Linked DNA regions of Homo sapiens: region 2 is linked to region 1. Evidence: chromatin loops called from intact Hi-C (ENCODE). Cell type or tissue: heart right ventricle. All regions are shown on one strand. Links, peaks and the distances in the headings refer to the core of each region. The heading gives the core; the rest is flanking DNA. Region 1 has its middle 10 kb from the start of BMPER. Region 2 has its middle 74 kb from the start of BMPER.

Region 1 (2,916 bases), core at 110-2,609:
AAAGTGAATCCTAAGAGCAGAAAGTCCTGGAGCAGACATGGGGCAGCCGCAGGTGATATAGCTTGGCTGAAGCATAGGCTGTGGGAAGGCAATGGGAGACAGATGTGAGGCCAATTCTGCCAGCTTAAAGGGTTTAAATGTTCTTTTCTAGGCAGTAGGAGCTACAGAGGGTTTGTGAGCAAGGGAGTTACACCATGTGGCTCTACTTCAGCGTGGTTAGTCTAACAGGAGGTAGGGGAGTGGAGTCTCTCTGATGAGACCAGATAGAGGCTGGAAAGGGAAACACTTAGAAGTCTTACTACAAAAACCCCGGTGGAGCTCTCACAGCGTGCTGGGCATCGTGCAAACAGCTCTAGCTTGTTTATTGCTGGTTAAGTTGCATGCCTTCAAGTAAGCACAAAAATAAAAATCGGAATCAAGGTGTTTGTTTTTTAATGGGCAAAGCCCATTAAAAATGTATTTGCCTTCACTATACCACTGTTTTAAGTCTCCTGGAGGGAAGAAAGGAAAGCCAGCTTCCTTTGGCAGCGTAATGAGATAGATGACAGAACTGACACCTAGATTAGGCCTTGATGTTAATCTGGCTGGATGTGGCTTTTCTCATGACTTGATAGGACTCTTTTTTCTTTCCACATGCATTTCTGCATGAGACCCCCCCTACTTTGTTTCCAGACCCAAAGCCTTCTACCGTCTTACTGCCTTGATGAAAGCCCAAATGATGCCATTGCAGAGCCCAGTAGTTTGATTATTTGTGGACCAGTAGAGTTACTGTCTGCATTTAAGGAACTCTCCAGAAAGGTAGAGATATATTTTCTCCTTGAGATCTCTTCAATTTGCAGGCAATTACATGATGGCTTCCTCTCCCCGACCCCTTTGATAACCTTCCCTTGAGGGGCACTTCAGGAATCAGGCTGCCTGGTTTGGAACCCTGGCTTACTGTTTGAGTTTGTGCAAGTTACTGACATACCACCTGCCTCACGGTCTGGTTTTAAAGACTTAGTGAGCTAAGGTACCCAAAGTGCTTAGAACTGTGCAAGACACTTACTGCATATAGGTTTATAATTATTATTACTAACCAACAATTATTTGTACACCTGCCTTGACCTACCAGTTTACAGTGGGGTACGGGCAGGAGTACTCTAAGGTGGGAAGAAGCAGCAACTATCAAAAGACCATTTACAATATTTGGGAGTGAATCTAAAGGAATTGATAGCCCAGTACTGCGGCTCAAGCCTGTAATCCCAGTGCTTTGGGAGGTCGAGGTGGGAGGATTACTGGAGCCCAGGAGTTCCAGGCTGCAGTGAGCTATGATTGCAGCACTGCACTCCAGTTTGGGTGACAGCTGGGAAAGAAGCCATAGAAATGCTAAAAAATGCAGAGGAGTTAAGCTGGAAGGGAAGGGGAGAGGATAGCTTTCCAGGAACTGGAAAGCACAGTTTTTATATGCGTGGGAGCAAAATTTGCACTTTCAGGCAGATGACCCCGGCTTAACCACTGTCAGGGGCACAGCAGGCTCTTCTTGAGTTGCTGCAACCGGGGCTGTGCTTCTCTGGCGGTCCCAGTGCTGCCACCTACAGGGTCTGCGAGGCAGAGCGCGCCGCCCTCGTGTCTCTCGGGAGTCTGGGTGCTGGGCAGGAAGAGCAGGACCAATACGTTCCTCACCAGCCATGCCATTAGCTCCTTTCTCTCACAGGCTTTGAATGCACCTGCCCCTAGACACAACAGTTCTGGGACACATTTCTAAACATTATTTCTAAAAGAGGGGGATAAAGAAAGAAAATAAGACCAAGTTCCACACCCAGAAGAGAAAGTGCACATCGACATGTCACCACGTGCTGGGTGATGAGTTAGTGGTTTGGCATACGTTATTGCATTTAGTCCACAAAATAGATATCATCAATATTGTCATCCACGCTACAAGGGAGGTTAAAGAATCCAATACACAATTGTTTAGAGCCTGGGCCACTCCAATTCTGAGGTCTGTATATGTCAGAACACACTACCTGACTTAAATTATTTTTCTATCTTTCCTAAGTATAAAAGCACACATAATTAAGTTGACCAAACACGATCTTTGCACATGGTAAATGCCTCTTACCTTGACCTCTTGCTTTAAAAGCTGAGACATTTCTAATGAAGATGTTTTAGCAGATATAGTCACTTACATAAGTGAGTCAGCTTCTTCTATGCCAGGGCCTAAATCTTTGTCAATTAGTACATTACTTTTTATTTATTCAAGCCAACTTGAATGGATTGGTGTTGGAGATAAAAATACCAAACAAGGTGCCCTTTCTGGCTCTTACTAACTCAAACTCTCTATTAATTAATTGACATCTGGGCACACTTGTACTACAAATTGACCATCCTACGGTAGTAGCAGTGCTTCTCAAGCTTTAAAGTACATACCAACAACCCAGGAATCTTGTTAAAATGCCGATTTGGATTCAACCAGTCTGGAATGGGGTCTGAGATTCTGCAGTCTCCCCAGTGATGTAGATGCTCCTGGTTCAGGAAATACATTTTGAGTTTCAAGGAGCTAGAAGATCTTGAAGTTCTTTTGAATCATCAAAATAAATTTTAATTGGTTTGCATATTAATTAACTGTGCAAGCAATTAAATTATGCTTTATTATTAATTATATTTTATTGTTTTCTAATGCTTTGAAAGTCAGTAAACTATATATTCCGCTTGCATATGTCATGATAGCAAAGACATGGAATCAACCTAAATGCCCATCAATGATAAACTAGATAAAGAAAATGTGGCACATATACACCATGGAATACTATGCAGCCATAAACAAGAATGAGATCATGTCCTTTGCAGGGACCTGGATGGAGCTGGAGGCCATTATCCTTAGCAAAGTAACAGAGGAACAAAAAAGCAAATACCACATATTCTCCCTTGTAAGTGGGA
Region 2 (2,916 bases), core at 311-2,810, 63 kb before region 1:
TCGGAGCATGCGTGCAGTTACAGGGGATATCAGGGAGGCCAGTATGACTCTGAGTTCTGTGAGCCTGGGGACAGTAGTTAGGGATGAAGCCAGGGAGGGGGTTCGGTGTCTGATGACATAGGGTGATAAGAATAGGTCACCATCGGCTCAGAATCTGTACCCAGCACACGTTCTCCTGCTGATCCTAGCATAGGATCAAAGCCCATCTTCTTCTCCTCTCTAATTTCTAGGTGCTGGCTTCCCACAATCACTCTTTCCATGACACTGTGTTTTTCAACCTCATCGGATGCATGAGGAGGTGTCTTTAAAGATCATCAGTCCCACTAGGGCACGAGAGGGCTCAGAAGTTCGACTATCTGGCCTGCTATTCCCCATTTTTATAGGGATGAGGGCTGACCCTAGGTGCCTTCTTTCCTCATCTCCCCACCTGGACTGGCCCTCGGAGGTGTGGAACACATGTAGTGTGTTTAGTAAGAAAATTAACACGTACTATTTCCTATCACATTAAATATGAAACTGTGGTGGAAAGCAAACTTTGGGGAAAGGTAAACTCCTGTTTTGTTAATGCTTTGGCAAGATTTCCCCCAATGGCTCTGTGCTTGCTCTAAGCTGGATTTACACCAAGCTCACCCTTCTCAGCACCTGTTTTTCTCTTATGTAAGGGAAAAAAATGTCTTGAAAATCTGCACTGGGCATTTGCCATGCTAGACTGAGAAACACCAAAGTTTAACCTTTGTTTTTTCAATTTTCTGGCTAGTCACTAAGGACTGGCCTCCTACGTCCAGCTGAAGCTACGCTATATCTTTAAGGGGGATGTGGAAAATCCTCCTCTTTATCAGAGTACTCAGTGAAGATATTGATAGAATATTTCTTTCCATGGGATTGACTGCCTCTTTCTTATACTCCAAGGAACTGGCAGAGTCCAGGACAAGCCACTCAAGCCTTAATGCATTTGAAACCATCCCTAACCATTTCATGTTCTGGGAATTCTCTGTGTTCAATAAAGGGATGTTAATAACATATTTTTGAGTGGCTGCAAAGTTCTAGGGACAATGCCAGATACTTTTTACATAAATCATCTCCTTTAGTCTTGGCACAAGACTAGGATGGTGGATTTGATGATCCCCACTTTTCAAGTGAGGCTCAGGTGAAGCACCTAAAGTCTCATCGCTGGTGGGTAGGAGAGCCAGGATTTTTTTTCTTTCTCTGCCTCCCTTTGAAGGGTCACTCTCCTGTTATTCTTTCTAGACATTATTAGCCTTCACACTAATGAAGACTGGCTACTTGACCCAATCCATTCTCTCTTCGAATGCCAGCTGGATTGGAATTGAGGTTTTCGGGAAGACGTGGCACAGCAGAACTTGTGTTTCAGACAATGGTCTTTAAATAAAGATGAGCTGGGCTTGGCGCCACACCTACGCCCGGCCTTCCCCAGCCAAAGCAGAAAGAGGGTTGCGCAACTCTTCAAGCAGTGCAGGGCTTCAGAACAGCTGGTTCTGCTTCCTCACCTTGCAAACAATCACCAAGAGTTACAGGAATCTCACCAGGGGCGTTCGCTTCTCTTGCCTCTTCAGCCTCACTATATCCCTGAGCAGTTGGTTGTGCTTCCAATTGCCCTTCTTCATGCAGAGCTGCGGGAAGCCTGGACAAGTGACGTGACTGTCCGGGCTCCAACAGTCTTGGAAATGGTCTTTGAGTTTTGGTTTCCAAGCACCCAGGTGTTTTAACATCTAACGCTTTCTCCTGTGGGATTTCAGCCGGGATGGAACTTCTCTGGCTAAGTATGAGTTAAGTGAACCCAGCTGTTTTGGAGATTGGGTCACTGAATTGTTCTTTCTGGCCCCTTCTGCCTATTACTTTGCTTTGGAACAGAAATTCCACTGCATCTGCCTGTGGAGAACTCAGCTGGTGTCAGCAGCATCTTCTTGGATCCATCAGCACTCGCTGACAAACAAGGAAACTGGATCCATGTTGGACACACACTCTTCTCAGTTATGTACTTTGTCTCTCTGTAATCCCTCTGGTATTGACAAATAGAGCTCCAGGACGCGGTGGCTGTGACAGCACCCGCAGACAGCATGTATTAGCATCCGCATTATCGTCTTGGCCCTGACAGCCTGGGCACTGGAGAGAGGATTAAGTGATTAGTAGTGTGTATGTTACAACCATCTTTTTATTCCTTGGGACTTTTCAGTTTTGCTCACTTCATAAAGACGTAAAAGAGGGCTCTGAGTAAAAACAGATGCACTTATACATTTCTTTGGGTCTGATGGGCAGCATATGTCGCAGACATTTGGGTGATGTTGAGACATTATCAAATTTCTTCATGAACACAGCAAATCATCTTGCCTTTGTGAAAACTATTGTTTTAAGGGCTGGCTTCAAGGTATATTAATTAAAAAAAAAAAGATCTGTTTTCATCTCCAGTGTATTATATTTGATGAACTGGCCTATGAAGGTGTGTAGGTTAGATAATCATCTAGTAAACTTTGTTCCCTAGAAATTTACTAAAGGGGAGATTGATGTCAGGGCGCTTTGACCCTGAGATGGGTTTAACGTGATTGTTAAATATTATCATTTTAAATGGAATTTCTTTTTCCTGATTTGATCAAATTCTCTAAAATATTCATCCACAAGAAGTGGTCCAAAAAATGTCAGTCATCTCTCACACTGTCATTTTTATGAGTCATATTATCTTACACATTTTTAGAGTGGAAAAGCCTATCACAGTCATTATAAATTAGAACCTTTAGTCTTTATCATAGAGTTTGATTTTTATATTGTAAAATGTTGACCTCATATTTTACGTTTTAATTCTTCTTACTTCACCCATTCAACAAGCTTTTTTTTGTTTTGTTTTGTTTTGTTTTGTTTTTTAGATGGAGTCTTGCTCTGTTGCCCAGGCTGGAGTGCAGT

Evidence for each region. Peaks named below come from ENCODE experiments on the same cell type or tissue, not always from the same donor. Only the 100,000 strongest peaks of a DNase experiment are listed, where the experiment ranks them.
Region 2: it touches region 1 in a loop (3-fold over the local background); 3 of 110 quality-filtered maps call a loop at or near these places.

What each region holds. Positions count from the first base shown.
Region 1 is chr7:33,893,914-33,896,829 of GRCh38, forward strand. No RefSeq gene overlaps it. Among named protein-coding and RNA genes, the nearest start is that of BMPER, 10 kb to the right of the region's middle. RefSeq lists an enhancer at 1,615-1,664. In heart right ventricle, for the core only: CTCF peaks have their summits at 1,578 (motif pointing left) and 1,789; a DNase peak (open chromatin) is centred at 1,568; H3K4me3 peaks cover 569 bases; H3K27me3 peaks cover 738 bases.
Region 2 is chr7:33,830,524-33,833,439 of GRCh38, forward strand. No RefSeq gene overlaps it. Among named protein-coding and RNA genes, the nearest start is that of BMPER, 74 kb to the right of the region's middle. In heart right ventricle, for the core only: no CTCF peak of the experiment used is centred there; DNase peaks (open chromatin) are centred at 1,486, 1,790 and 1,948.